Regions from separate parts of the Mus musculus genome. Here region 2 is linked to region 1. A link is a loop called in an ENCODE intact Hi-C map of the cell type or tissue named here. Cell type or tissue: heart. All regions are shown on one strand.

Region 1 (8,000 bases):
CCGCACTTATGCACCATTCACTATTCGCATTATTTTTGGAACCTGACTGAAGGCGGAGGGAAGGACGGAGGTGGAAGTGTGACGCTGGCTTCCATTGTTCTGTGTTGCTTTAAGATGCAACTGTAAGTAAAACGCAAAAGTAAGCGACTGCCTGCTGATGTAAACACTAAGTCACCCAACAATGCCGGGCAGAAGCTCAGGTGAGCTCAGAACACTGAGCACAGGGAAGCCAGGCAGCAGTGGACCCAGGGTCACAGGACCTTGAGTTCTGTGAAGCCTCTGCTGAACTGGCTGCCCTGAAATTAAATCCTCCACTCCAGCACTCCTCCCCTGCAGCAGGAGTGTATTCTTAAGGGCTTTCAAACTTTTTTTTTTTCTGGCATGAACTGTGTAATTCTTCTACTTTTTTTTTAATTTAAAAAAAAATGGAGGAGAGTGAAGACTGAGCAATGTGATCTTCCCAGAGATAGGAAGCCAGGATACAAGGGCTCTTTGTTCCCACCCTTGAAGCCCCAGGACTTCTGTCAAAGCCAGAAGCTCGCCTGAAATGAAATCGGTGCAGGCATTATTCTGCTTCATTTACATTTGGCCTGTCTGCCTTCTGACCTGCGTGGAGGAAAGCACCATTATGTACAAAATGCAAATGCAAGAAAATAGAAATAATAGGTCCGATCAGAGAACAGGACCAGACCGCTTCCTTAATTCTACGGTCAGGATTTTGAGCTGTGTTCCAGTAAATTCTGAGCCTCTGCTCATTGTCTCTTACAATTTGAATCACTGCTCCTGTGAGGTTTATTTCTCTTCCCAGGTTTTTTTTTTTTTTTTTTTTTTTAGTTCAACTTACACATCCCCCCAATACAAACTTCCTCAGATGCTAAGTTGTGCCAACTGTAGGAGCCGGCCCTTAGAAACCCCCCAGGAGATGTTCAGCCCTCTTAGGCACAGGGACAGCTATTTTCTTGAACACTTGCAGCATTCGAATTGATGAAGAGATTTTTACAAACAAATACGGAGCCTTCCCAGCACCTCCAGGTAAGTAACTGCTGGCCTTGACCTTCCTCACTCTGACTTTAGGGCTGGGCAGCCAGTTTGGAACTCACAACGCTTTTAGTATAAAAGTCCACAAGATCTTTTTCTCTTTTCTCTTTGGTTTACTTTCGTGTCATTTTAATTATGTCCCATTTAAGTTGAACATTCTCTTAGCTACATTGTATATACTTAAAAATCTTTTTATTGATTCTTTATGGATTTACATCATACATTCCAATCCCACTCATCTGTAGTATCATAGAGACTTTTTTCTCCTGCTTCTTGAGAACAGGACACCCAACCTTGGGGCAAAGCTATAGGGAAACAGACCACCTTGTGCAGAAATTAAAGCTACACTAAGCCTCAGAAATGAATTGGCATCGTAACCATACTAAGACCTGACCCGAGGCAAACAATGCATCACCTGGTTGGAGATACAACCCAAAGTAGATTTGAGGGATGTTTAAAAGGGTGTCTTTGAGTTTTTGGTTTTTTTTTTTTCTGGTTATTTACCAGGAATTGATGTAACCTTGTCTCAGAGCACCCATCCAGGCAGCCCATGGACTCTGCATGAACCATCACACTCCTGGAACTGTTAGCAAGGTCTCCAGAAAGAAGAGAAGACTCAAAGAAATGGGGCCAATAATCTATTCTTCACTGGATTTTTTGATTGTGAGCTCCCAGCCATTCTAAGATTCTGAGATGAGGAAAAATTGCAGAATAAAATTACAAAACAAACAACAAAACTAGTGGCTTGGAGATCCCACAAACTAGACTGCTTAAACTCCCCCACTCCATGCCTCCGGGGAAGGCTTGGGTCTTGAACTCGTTGTGAAATCTTCAAACACATAATAAGAATTAATCACCATCCTTTCTCTATTTTAACAGCTGTTGACTGACTCCCTCCCTCGCCCACTGCAGCTGTGCTAGAGTCCGCTCGCCCTTTGCTGACATCATAATCCCATTACAGCTGGGAACTTGCACACATAAAATGCAGATTTAAGCTTATTTTGAAATAACTTATACTTGTTAATTGTTCCAATCTATATCACAAGCAGGAACTTGCAGCTCTCATCTGGCGGTCCAGGTCTTCATACCAGCAGAGGGAGAGCTTCCTCCTTCCTTGTCTGGGTTATCACAAGTACCCCATTTCCTAGCCAGTCCAGGCAGCTTCCAAGCCACAGACACACTTGTGGCCTGAACTCATCCAGAAGTGACAGCTGTCCATCTGCCCCTTGCTCCTCTCTCCCTCCAGATGCACCCTCGTGGGTGTCAGAGAGAGAGAGAGAGAGAGAGAGAGAGAGAGAGAGAGAGAGAGAGAGAGAGAGAGAGAGAGAGAGAACCTCGCAAGCAGGTGAGCCTCAGAAGGCACAACACAGATGCAGAGGCCACTCTGGACCTGGCTGGCTCTAGTTCCCCAGAGAACCCCGCCCCCCAGCACTGTATTCTTGGCTTGCAAGTCAAGTGGGAGAAATTGATTTCCTGGTTTGATGTGTGTGCTCTTTCAATGAGACACTCACTTGACCAATCCCCACTCTGTCCTTCGGTTTGACCTTCATTTTCACACAAGTTCATGCCTGGCCCGAAGCTTGACACATGAATTTCGTCAGACTGCAATGATGGAGGTTAACAAATCCAAGGAAAAGTAATTTGCATGCTTGAATGTGTGTGCCATGCTTGCTTTCAAGGGGGGGCAGAGGGAGCAGACTCTAGCTTGTTGCTTCTCAGCTCCGTGCTATCCGGTGGGTGCGGCTGTTGTGACTGAGGCAATAACAGATAATTATTTTGTCCTTTTCAAAATGATCAGAACATGCATGGGAGAAGTAGGATGGGAAGTATCTAATCTACTGCACCAATGCTAGAAAGTGACTTAGCATTTCTTTTTTTATTATCTCATGTTTATAGGCAGGATCCTCTCTGATGATTTCCAGTAGAGACTATGCCTACTGACACCTTACAGTACAAAGAAGAGACCTGCTTATATTTTGAAATTGTTCTGAATGGAATTTTTTTTTGGTTAAAAGGCTCTCCTCCTCCTATGTTTTTAATGTAATGGTTTTGGCAGCCCCATCTGCTGTTTGTTAGTGGAAGTGTCTAGTTAAGAAATAGGAAAGATCTGTGCGGTGCTCCCCCCTCCCCCTTCCTCTTGGTAGCCTTATGGGGTTTACAGTACAGGTCCAGTCCTTGTTCTTACGGAGGCGAGTTGAAAGGTCTGGCAAGGCTTTGGAGACATAGGAACTCAGGATTCCCCAGCCTGCCAAGTCAATAGTGTCAATAATGAAAACCTTGAAGGATGCCAAGGAACAGACACTTGGTTCACTCTGCTCGCTCAGCAGAATGAGCTCCTGAGCCCAAAAGGATGTCTTTGTCTAAAAAAGAGGGAAAGTTGATGCTTGCTGTCTTAGTGACAGTTTTACTGCTGTGAACAGACACCTTGACCAAGGCAACTCTTAGAAGGACAGCATTTAATTGGGGCTGGCTTACAAGTTTAGAGGTTCAGTCCAGTATCATCAAGGTGGGAACATGGTATCGTCCAGGCAGGCATGGTGCAGGCAGAGCTGAGAGTTCTACATCTTCATCTGAAGGCTGCTGGCAGAAGACTGACTTCCAAGCAGCTGGGATGAAGCTAGGGTTTTAAAGCCCATACCCACAGTGACACATTCCAACAAGACCACACCTACTTTAACAGATCATACCTTCTAAAAGTGCCACTCCCTGGGCTGAGCATATATAAACCATCACACTCATCGACCCCTACCAGCCGTGGGAAGGTAGATATTGACAAACTTCCTGAGAGGCCCCACAAGAGGCAATCAGATTGATGTTCCCACCCCTTCCCAGAATGAAGACTCCCCAGAGGTGAGCCCCATAGCCCTCAGGTTCCCCTCTTTTGGCATCATTCACCATCACTTGTTGCTGCCATACAGGAGGTTTTATTCCAGTGATGTAGTACCAAGCCCAGCATGCCTGATCAAAGAATATGGAGTCCCAATTTGGCTGGGAAGTGTGTCAGGTACATTCTGCCCAAATTGCCAAGTGTCATTTCTATTGGCAATATTTAACTGGACCTGGTTCTCATCGACAGCCTGCATCTAGTTGTCCTGTCCCCTCTTGTCTGGTTCTGACAGAGCTGCAGGTTACTAAGCAGGGGACATTCCATAGACATGGCAGACCCTGATCGTTTTGTTCACATTCTACATCTAAAAGCAACTAGCAGGACAATTGCAGGGCCTGAGCTGGAAGCCCGTCAATAGACTATAAGCATAAATATTTAGGATCCTAAATGAAAGGACACCCCCTTGCCACTCACCTCTCAGCATGAGGTTTACTGTTTTACGTAGTGCTGGCTCAGAAATGCCTTCTCCAAGCCTAGTGGGTAAAGCAGGGCATTCCTGAGTCCACACTACTTACGTTTAGAGTAGGGTTGTACACTGGACACAATGAGGGCTGAAGGAACCAGGACTAAGAACACTCACTGCCAAGACGTGCCTAGAAAGACACTCTCTGTGCTAGAGAAAGCTAGTAAACAGTCTGGACACATGCAAGTACACACTCAGATTTGCACGTATCAACTTATTAATATACACTTAGCTAGATGAACCTTAATTGAATCAGCTGCTGTTTGGAGGGGGAGCTGCAGAAAGGCTTTAGAGTAGTTGTATATTTGAAGTGGCATGTGCCTCAAATTTGCTATAGTTTGTACTTTACACACGTGGCAGTGGCTATCCCAGGTCCCTTAGTCCCAAGTTCCCACCCCTGCAGCATGTTCTTTCATCCAGTCGGTAAATAAGCAGTCCCCATGGCCCCTACACAAACGCCACTGCATGGATCTGCCATTAAGAGAACCTGTTAGGGGAGGAAGCATGTCCCTATCCCAATGTCCTCTGCCCGACTATTTGGGATCGGGGACTCTTGTGGCTCCAGAACCAGGTCTTTGGATTCTCTTGGTACACATTATGGTTGTGTCCATCTGTGTTCAGTGACTTGTCTTGAAGTCTCCATTTATGTCACTGATTTCATTTCACACTTAAGCAAACTATATTCCTTAATAGACCCAAAGAAGGAAGAAGGTGCACTTTTGGACTGTCACAGCCTAGTGACTGGAGCAGCCTCTGGGTGAGACCAGGCAGGGAGTGAACACATGGGGCTTCACTCTTGGTGGTTTGGGGAATAGTGTTCCACGGACAGCTGGTGTTGTCTTTGGGAGATGGCTAACTCAGAAGTCTTCTGTGATATGTGGACTGTCCATCCATACAGGGACCCTTGTGACCACAGTCTAATATTAAAGTTTCCAGGGACAGTTGTCCGGACGTGGAAGCCATCAAAGCAATTTAAGAGACACCTGGTTGTCCTTGCTGAAGTGAAACTTCCTTCGTGAGACCTTTATTTAATACAGAAATTAATTATCCTGAAGATCATAGCCTGAGCCACATTTTCCAAAAAGAGTGAAGCTACATTCCACATAATAATGACACCTGAACTTCACATCTGGAGTTGAGAATTAGGGGGAAAAAAGGTGAACAAAAAGGGATGGGAGGGAGGGGTAAAGTGGGAAAGAAAAAACAGAGAACAGGTGAATCAAGAGAACCCACAGCAAGTAAACTCATGAGTTTACCTTCCATTTCTTCTGTGTGTAGCATTTCTTAGCCATAGTCGTTGGTTCTGTAACCCCACCTTATCATAAGGTCATAGAACAACTACCATACCTAGATCATTGCCCTTATGTTCTTCATGCTCCATCCAAGGATATCAACACATACTTAGTGAGACAGGATAGTTAAAAATGCTTCCCAGCCCAGACTGTTCAATGGTCTCTGTATGGTGCTCTGTATGTTACAAGCTGAGGACCTTTAGCTGCTGACCCACATGCAGCATTCCCAAGGAGGCTTCAGGGTTGTGGTGCCTCTGTTATCTTCTCAGTTTGTGCCAAGCATTGTTTCTTTTAAGCATCTTTTAGAGGGTTCAAACCTTTGGGTATTTTCCTGAACTCTCTGACCCATTTCCTTTTTTATGAACGATATTGGCAAACAACTTCCATAAATAAAGTCTTCATGGATGTCCATCATGTTATTTTGAGAATCTATATTTTGAAATAATCTTGGGTATATAACTTTGTTTTATTTTGATGAGGAGTGTAATTACAGAGAATTTTTAATAAGTGTTGTTTCCCATTAATGATCTAAAAGGTTCAGGTTTAGTGAGATTTTATTAAAAACATATAAATAGATTTATGCATTCATTTTGGCATGATTCTTTGTGAAACTGTGAATATAATTAAAGTGAGCACTGGTTCAGTCTGTGAGCTGTCACTTTGGTATGTTTCTCCAACAAAAGTAGATTAATATAGCAACAGAAAAAAAAAAAAAAAAACCTCCTGCTGTAGCATTAGGGAAGTCTATGATATTGGCCATAATTCTTGATGTTAAGTAGACTTAATTACCAACCATGGAGGACATCTTAAAATAAACTCCAGAAACAGACCCAGAGGTGAAAGCCCAGGGTCTACTCTGAGGAGCTTATAAACCCAGACATAGGCCAATGAAGGTGCTTGTTTCAAAGTCTGGTAACCTGAGTTCAATCCCCAGAACCCACATGGTGGAAGGGGAGAACCAATTCCTGTAAGTTGTCCTCTGACCTCCACACACAGACTGTGGCCCATGTACACCCCTCCTCCCACACACTAATTGATTAATTAATTTATTGGTTGATTAAAGATGGAAGCCAAGCATTTGCTTGGCAAAGACTTTCAAAGACTATCTCCCCCTACTCTTTACCCTGCCCACAAGTGGCTGGGAGTTTTGGCAGCTTTATTTCATCAGTGGCCTTCCAGGGTAGTCTGTGAAAGAGGAAAAGCTGAACAAGATGACTCTGTTTGGTGTTAGAAAACCACCAAGACATCAGGTTGGAGCCAAAGTGGTGCTGAGGTCTTTCCCAGTCAGAGAAACCGAGATAGGCTTCAATTTTTGTGTCCTGCAGTACTTCTTCTGAGCATGTGGATAGAGCAGCATTCTAAAATTAAGAATGAGATTCCAAAGGGAGCTAGAAATTCAATATCCCACCCCCATCTTGCTTGTATTTGATGTGAAAAGACCGTAGCCTGTTCTTCTAGAGCCTATAATTGAGATTTTGTTCAACTGGATTTTAAAGAAAGATGAAAATTGGTTCTCTTTATAAATCTTCCTTTCTTGTAACACATGGGCTCTCAACCTGTAGGTTGGGATCCCTGTAAGGATCCTTTCACAGGGGTCGCCTAAGGCTATCAGAAAACACAGGTGTTGACATTACGATTCAAATAGTACAAAAATTACAGTTATGAAGCAGCAACAAAAATAATTTTATGGTTGGGCTCATCAAAACATGAAAAACTGTATTAAAAGGTAGCAGCATTAGGAAAGCTGAGAACTACTGTTGTAACAAGAGAAAGTGATCGATAACTGGTAAAACTGTTTAAAGTACATAGAAGATAGCCTATCGAAAAAAAATTAAGTATTTTTCAAATAATTTCTATGTTTTCTTTTAAGGAACTACATCTCTGCTGGAAAAAGGAGATGCCATTTCTTGAAAAGGGCAAACAGACAAGGACAGTTTAATGCAGATTTGGAGTAAGTCAGGCTACATGTCAGCAAATGGGGATAGGGCTGTCAATCAGTGAGCTAGTTCCCACAGCCACCAACAACAGCCAGTTTTTTGTACTCTAGTTGAAGAGATGAAGACACAAAGTAATGAGTGCTTTAAAAAGGTATTTCCCTGCTCCTAAGTAAGAGCCCATGAAGTTGTTATCTTCTTTCTCCTTGAATAAATTTAAAAAGAGAGAGAGTCTTTGGAAGCTCTGTTAGGATCCGGAGCATAGGTTCCATGGCAGACACTAGGGCTTTTCAGCTGCTAATTCATCTACAGCCACCAGGGTGGTTTCTAAGACATAGACCATGGAGCCTCCTACAGACTCCCGGGGCTTATCCAAGACAAAGTCT
Region 2 (8,000 bases), 160 kb before region 1:
TCACTGGTCTGGAATTTACTTAGTCTGGCTGGCCCCTGAGCTATTTCACCCACACTGTGATTACAAACCCATGCCCCTACATCCAGATTTCTACATGGGTTCTGGGGATCTAACTCAGGTCCTTGTGTCTGTGTTTGGATGGTTGATGAGAGACAGATGGGCAGTGTCCTAGGCTGCATGGCGTGTGGAGAAGAAGGGCGCTGATAGTTCTCCAGAAGGCTGTGGGGCCCTGTCAATATCTTCAATATCATCATTGTCTACTTCTTCTTTCAAGGCCAGCAATTCGCATCTTTGTTGTTGGGGAGGTCCCCAGGCAGGCTGTCACTGGTGTGCTATGTGATCCTATTCCCCTGTGTGACTCTTCTCAAATCTCTTGCTGTAACTCTCTCCCCATTTGAAGGGATTGCTTTTGGATAGGTGCGCTGTCTAATTAATTTTGTGGTGTTCATTGTGTGATGTTATCCCAGTATGAATCTATTGCAGGCACAACTAGGAGACTCTGTGGATGCAAGAGTCAGTCACACAGCACTTCTGAGATGATGTGTCCTTTGTACACAGGAAGACTCAGAAATACGGGTGTCACCTAGGATGCACTGGGAAGCAGGGTGTGATAGGCAACTTTTGAGCTCTGCTAACATGAGAATTAATTAATTGTCTGGTGAGGGTTTGTACCACAGATGTGATGAACAGGGGCCTTGACTGGATTGTTGCAATATAAGGGGCAGGGATGGGCTGCATAAAAAACAGGGGCAGGCCATAGTCCTCAGATAATCAAGCTCCTGAGAGCAGCGATCTGGCTCCTAGTCCCATCTCAGGGTGAGGTGCTTGGAGAGACTCCTGACCTTGACCCATTCCTTCTGCTTCTCTTAGCCTTTCAGCTGCATATATCCTACCAGATTCATTTCCCACCATGCTTTGCATCTCTGCCATTAGCAGCAATGTGAGGGAGACTGCAAATCTCTTAGGGTAGGTAGTTCTGGGGAACAGAGGCAAAGCCGGTGATGTTGAAGTTAGCTGGCTTGGTGGATGGACAAGGTTCAGGACCTCCTGTGTGGTGCTTCCTGAGCCCCTGGGAGAGTGCCATGGTTGTATTAGGATTTCCTACTTGCCTCTCTGGGTCTCTTTCCTCTGACTCTGGCTGTGGCCGGGACATCCTTCCAATGCAGCTTCTACCCAGCTAGACCAGGCCATTCACAACTTACCGGTGTCGTGTTTGTGAATGCTCTGTGTCTCTCCTCTTAATGTTCAGGCATGCTCATTACAGAGTGCTCAGAAACCAAGCGCACACAACTCACACATACATTGCATGTCTCTATCCCTCTAATATCATGGGCCTGCAACTTTTGCTAACGCATTTGAGAGGGTCTTCTATGCATCATCTAACATCACCCTTAAATAGCCTGCTCGGTGTCTTTCTTGTTTCCCATTCTGCACCCTCTTTACTGCCTGCTGTAGGGTGAACTCTGCTCTGGCCAGTGCCTGCAGCCCTTGCTCTACCTTCACTTGGCACCCAGGACTCCTTTCCTGAGTACCAGCAACTGGGTTTGTGCCTCTTCCTGGGGTCCTACTCACAGCTGGCCTGCAGTGGTCTTTTGACTTTATTGAAACTTCTGCAGTTGTGATTTGTGCTTCTATGTCTGTGTGTCTGGTTATACCTGACACTGGGCTACAAAAGGGGTTTCTTATCTAACTCTGGGGGAAGCTCCCCAGGAATACACAAGTACTGAGTTCCTCCTCCTTCATGGTGGCCACCACAGCCCCTATCTTTGATGCTTCCCTGGTACAAAAAGCTACTGCAATTCTTGATCTTTGACCTGAGAAAGTTGATCCCAGCCTTCATTAAACTTGACACCCTCCAGACCCGGTCCCAGAAATGCCGAAGCAAACACTTCTGGACTCTAACCATAGAGATATTCTTTTTTCCTTCCTTTTTCTTAAGGGTTCCTCTAGTCTCCACATGCTATTTACAGAAAAGAAAGCCGAGGACATGAATGATTGGGTTGTCAATTAGCTAACTTACTGATTTCAAACCTCCTGCTTTTTCTGCCACCCTACTCAGTGTCACTAAACGTGGCCAAGCCATACTTTTTCAGGTGCACAGCCTTCAACTCAGAGGCTTCTGGGAAGGCCAGCTCTGGACTTGGGGTTCTTTCTTTTTTTTCTTCTGCCCAGTTCATGTGTGTGTGTGTGTGTGTGTGTGTGTACATGTGTGCACACGTGTGCATACACATACACACTCACAGGGTGGGTTGGGAGAGTGTGGTCTTTGTTGGGTAACTATTTTTGAAGACCCTTCTGCAGCTGTATAGCAGCTTTATAGAAATCTATGTGTCAGGGGTAGTGCTCCTAATGTAGGGGCCATATCTGTACCCACATTTTTAGTGATTGAATTCCATGGAAATCTCCTAGCTATAAAGATGCTGCCTTAAAATAAAAAAAAAACCCTAATAAATAATTTGTTGTAACCTCAGGATATCACATTACCACATTACTTATTATGGAACTAGGGTACTATTCAAATTGCTTGTTTACAACATTAAAATAAATAGTGGTTTGGGCAATTTTGCAGAGCAGAGGATGTGTTTCCCACCATATCCCCCCTCCCCTGCCCCTGTTGCTGTCTCATCCCCCACCCTCAGCACACCCTCTCTCCCTTCTGGCTCAGGGTTCTTTTCTCAACTGCAATGACTCCATTATGCTATTAAAGTTCAGGGTGTGTGGAGAGCCTGAGCCCGGAAGGCATTTGGCAGCCTTGGTTTTTCATCTTGTCTAATACCTGTGGCCCCCTGTCTATGCTAACATGTGACTGCAAGCATTCTATAGGATCTTCCAGTTAGTTGTCCCTTGAAGGTCACTGGCCTCTGTCCCTCTTATGGCCACTCATCTAGCCCCTCTCAGATCTTCGAGGTCGGGGGCATCAGGCAACACAGAGGAAGAAATATCAAGTATAACAAATGGCAGCCCGGACCCCCAGGTAAGGAACAGAGCAGGGTCAAAGGCATTGGAGCAGGAGCTGTCTGTCCTTCCCTGGCTCACCCAGGGCTTGGACCTCAGTCTGTGAAGTGCCCCTGGCTTAAGCCCCAGTAATTGGGTAGGATTGCTGCCATCTGATGAGTCATAATTAGGATAAGGCAGCTCTAGTAGGAGCCTTCTTATGGGGCTGGGGTCAGGGACTAATAACTAGCAAGAGAAGGTGAGGGTTTTGTTGATGCCTGTAGTCTCTGTTGGGGACTGGGGCAGGAGGGGGGGCTAGGGGGAGGGGAGAAGACCCAAACCCATTCCTGCATGTTTCTTCCAGAGGCACCAAATCTTCCCCTCATTTGCTTCAGTGACCTCTCAAGTGCGTCCTCGCCCCGAGGGCTCCAGGCCGTCCAGCAACTGTTAAGCCCCTTGGGTTGAAAATCTTCTCCCACGTTTGCCCTTAACACCAGACGCAGAACCATTAGCCTCAGCTGTACTGGTGCTCATTAGAGGCGATCGATGGGGAGCGGGGATAAAGAATGCTGCTGCCCTCCCAGCTCCCTTCCTGCAGATTTACAGGCGTTCCCACGCACTGCCTCCCATCAGTCACACACAACAAGGGCTTCTTTAGAAAACAAAGGCAAAGCGGGAAAGCGCCGGGGAAGTACATATTTGTCTGCTTGGTCTCTGGATGTCAGTGAATGTCTCAAAGAAATGTTATTGTCCCTGTGATATGGAAAGTACCCGGCTTTGCCTTCACAGCTTCTGAGCCTGGGAGGACAGGAGAAGAGTGTTCCTCAAGGCTTGCATTAGCGAGTCCTCCCTATAAGAAGGAACCACGGTTATAGATTTGGGGAGCAAGGCTGAGGAGCAGTACCCGTCCAGACTCTAGTGACCCCAGGAAGCACGAGGTGGTGGGTGGAGTTCTGGATCTGGCCAGAAGGTGTTGCCAAAGAGCCTGATAACTTCTGCCTACTCCACTCTGAGTTTGGGGAGTACAGCCTCGGGGGACTGGAAACTGGGAGCCTGCCCCCCAGGGGACAAGGCTGGAGCCTCCTCTCCCTAGGCTTCTAGAGATCAGCAGCTTTTAGAAGAACTAGGCCAAGTCGCCTCTAGGGTGGGTGGGTGGGGGTATCAGTGGCTTTTAGGGCCTAGGAACAACTGTGACCTCTCCTATGTGTGGGGATCACAGCCCAGTCTTGTCTCCTGTCCCCTCCCCTCCCTTGATCCTTGTTCCCTTCTTCTCAGCTAGGTTGGTAGTCTCCCCCACACCCCCCACAGTTACCACATCTATCCTTCTTTACCTGCATTCCCTGGCAGGGACCAAAAAAGTGAGAAGGCAGCAAAGATTCAAGGGTGGAGTGGGGGCCACCATAGCACACACGGGTGGCAAACACAGGGCATGCTGTCCGCACTGCACAGAGGACAGTGTGGACTGAAGAGCCAACCTGGACCAAGGAGAGACCATTTGGTTAAGGAAGGAGAGATCCCCAGGGAGATTCCTGGAGAAGATGCTCCTGAGCAAAGAGGCTGCTAGCCAGGAGACCACAGAGAGCACATCTGGACCCCACCAGCCTGGCAGAGAATGGACAGTCACTTCCTGGAAGTGTGGGATTCCCAAGCACTCAGGAGGAGCCTGAGAAAGAGCAGGCCCTGACCCTAGCCCCATAAGAAGGATCCTACTAGAGCTGCCTTCATATGTGGTGTGCTGCTGGGACAACCCAACCACACATTTAGAGAAACTTTCCCTCGGATCCTCATCTTGTGGCTGAAATGTTTGTCTAGTGGCAAACTACGGACAAACTCAATGATAGGACAAAAATAAGCCTTTTCCTACAAGGCCTCACATGGAGAACACCATGTGTCATAGACAATTCTCTGAAACCTTCTGTGAATAAGGAGCGGAAAACTCCAGAACATTTCTAGTTCCTATTTTTCATTTTAAAACCTTTTTCTTAAAAAACATATATTTATTTAATTCTTAATTATGTCTATGTGTCTTGAGTGTACTATATGAGAACCTGAGTGCAGTTGCCCATGGAGGCCAGTAGACTGCTTGACATGGGTGTTGGGATGCTGGGAACCAGACTCCTGATCTTATGACTAAAATGTCAAAAGAGAAAATTGCAGCAGGGCGTGAGAACAAACACGCATACTAGACAGCCCTGAAGGAGAACACTCAGTAAAGGGAGCAGATAGAACCATCACCGAGCAGTATAAAGGAGTCTCCTAGCACCAGACAAAGTTGGGCTAGTGAGAGAGTTCAGTGGGTAAGGGCATTTGCCACTAAGCCTGATGATTGAGTTTGTCTGTGGAAGCCCTGAGGGTAGGAAGAGAAAACCAACTCCTGTAATCTTCACTGCTTAGCGTGGACGTGTGTAGATACAGACATACATGCGCACCCCAAAATTTTAAAAATGAACATAAAAATCATGGACTTGAGTTTGAAAGACCATTTAATACATCATATAATTTGAAAGGCCATTACATATAGTTTTTTATCTTGTGCGTATGATCAACTCCACCAGGTGCCCGCCAGCTACTTCCTGGGCATAATGGACTGCAGCTTGGAGCTGTGAGCTGAAGTTAGCCATTCCACCTCTAAGTTACTCTGGTCAGGGCATTTTACCACAGCCACAAAGTGAAGGCAGAAATTGGTACCAAGACATGGGATCACTTCTATGATAAACCTGTGTGGTTTTGAAACCTTTGGAACTGTGTTGGAGGAGGAATGAGGAAGAATTTTGTACACTGGGTAGATAAGTCTTTAAATCCTGGAAACAGAGCTCCCTGGGCTGCTCAAAGAAGAAAAAGACTGCTGAGAGACATGTGGGCAGCAAGGGCCTGGCTCACGAGGTTTCAGAGGGAATTAAGGACTCTTTCAGGAACTGAGCTGGGCACCTTCTATTGGATATTTCTGTCAAGCATCTGCTTTCATTCTACCTGCTTCCTGTGACCCAGAGAAGCTGAATTGAGAGACGACGGGCTGATTTGTTTAGCAGGATGATATTCAAGATGGTGCTGAAGAAGCTGCTGTAATTAAGGAGAGAGATCAGCACCGTTGTGGAGGAGTTTCCGGAGCTGCATTGGAAGAATGGGAGAGGTGCCCCGAGAGCAAAACCTCATTCATCAGAGGATCTACTGTGTAAAAAAGATTCAAAATTCTTTCAAGGAAAAAAGCCTAAGTTAAAGGATTCCATTGCCCCACTTCCCCAAAAGTATTTCCCTAGGGTCAGCACACAGAAATTGATATAGCTGTGGTCTAAGCAGGCCAGGCTACATTTTGAGCTGGCAGCAGAAGTTGACAGTGTTGTGTTACACGTATGGAACTGGTTCTGAACACGTGAAAAATGCAAGATTGAGCGGGTTCAGTCAGGAGAGCAGCAGAGGCCAGATACTGTGTGGAAGGGTTGGGTCCCCACAGAGAGCCCGGAGGAACTGCTGGGTGAGGTTGTGAAGGTGAAACCTTCAGTTGCAGACCCCAGAATATTGGAGATGTCAGAGCTGTGGGTCATTGGCCTAGGAGACCTGTATGTGAGGAGTAGTGCGAATCAGAGGGAGAGCTGTGCCAGGCGGCGTGCTGGGCAGTAGGCGTGCTGGACAGTACGGTTACCCAACTACTTTTGAACCCAGTTGACTACATTACAAGCTCCAGATACTGGGCAGGAAGTTGCAAGATTTGTTCTGCTGGATTTGGAGGTTTTTTGTTTTTGTTTTTGTTTTTTTGTTTTTTTTTTAAAGTCTTATCTATGACCCAGGTTTTCTTTTTTTGGAGTAAGAATATTTACTTTATGTTGTTATATATTGAAAGTATGAAACTTGTTTTTTTACTTTATAGGAACTCATGTTGGATTTTTAAAATGTTTGATTTCTTAAAGACTGTGGGGACTTTTAGAGTTGGGCTATATTTAACATGATGAGACAAACACACAGCCTTGGGGAGAAGCGGTAAAAAGTTATGGTTATGTGACATCTGTGTGCCAAGTCAACCAGAGGTGGGGGGTTGTCATAGTTATGATTGTTGATTTGAAACAATGTAGAATTATCCAGGAAGAGATTCTAAGTGAGGGACTGTCTAGATCATATTAGTCTGTCTGTGGGGATTATCTTGATTACATTAATCAAAATGAGAAGACTTGCCCACTGTGGGTGATACCATTCCCTACTCAGAGGATTCCAAACTGCATAAGACTGGAGAAAGTGAGCTGAGCCACCGTGTGTGCATTCCTTCTCTCTGTTCTTGACTGTGGATGTTACTAGCCGCTTCAAATTCTTGTGTCTTGCCTTTCCCATAGTGATGAACTGCAGCATGGAATGTGAACTAAAACAAAGTCTTTCTTTCTAAAGTGCCTTTGTTAGGCTGTTTTTACAACAGGAGACAAAACTAAGACAACTGGGAAAATAGCTTTAGTAACTTTTAAACTAAAAAAGAAATGTATGGAAAAGTTAAAAACAAAACAAACAAAACCAAACAAACAAACAAACAAAACAAAACTAGTCAGGCACAGTGGCATATATCTATAATGTCAGAGCTCAGGAGACCAAGAGAGGAAGTTGATATTGGCTATATAGGAGCAGCTTGTATAAATTAAGAAAAACAAACTTGTAAGATAAAGACATATTTGGATAAATGAAAAATACTACCTAGAAAGTAAAGTGTTCATATTAAATCAGAGTTTAAGCAGTTAAATTTCAAGGTTTTTGTTGTTGTTGTTTTTGTTTGTTTATATTTTTACTTTTGTATTGGTAGAAAGCAGAATTCATAGATGTTTAAGAATCATAAAACCTCATGTGGAAAATATAGTTATTAAAATATAAAATGTATAGACAAATGAAAGATAGGGGAAAAGTCTACAGTGTCACAATTAGGATAGGGTGAGTTCAATATGGAACAGTTGCACAGGACAACTTGGAAAACAGAACAGGGACAGAAAAAATGGGCCATAGGTAAAGGAGTTGGCATTTCACCAGGGTTAATGAGCGAGCCTTGCATCATCAAAGGAGGAAGACAATGTATGTGGTCTATCTGTAGGGACTGA

What was found. A loop is a pair of places that touch in the nucleus more often than their neighbours do. Peaks named below come from ENCODE experiments on the same cell type or tissue, not always from the same donor. Only the 100,000 strongest peaks of a DNase experiment are listed, where the experiment ranks them.
Region 2: a loop joins it to region 1, with 2.8 times the contacts of the local background. A loop is called at or near these places in 4 of 42 quality-filtered maps.

The regions. Positions count from the first base shown.
Region 1 is chr7:136,047,201-136,055,200 of GRCm38, forward strand. It overlaps Gm51502 (predicted gene, 51502), which reads left to right and starts at 870. Exons shown (of 2, transcript NR_169162.1): 1 at 870-1,032. In heart, CTCF peaks have their summits at 3,087 and 7,954; no DNase peak of the experiment used is centred here; H3K27ac peaks cover 340 bases; H3K27me3 peaks cover 361 bases.
Region 2 is chr7:135,885,633-135,893,632 of GRCm38, forward strand. No RefSeq gene overlaps it. Among named protein-coding and RNA genes, the nearest start is that of 6330420H09Rik, 36 kb to the left of the region's middle. In heart, a CTCF peak has its summit at 3,897 (motif pointing right); a DNase peak (open chromatin) is centred at 3,889; H3K4me3 peaks cover 649 bases; H3K27ac peaks cover 1,754 bases; H3K27me3 peaks cover 1,841 bases.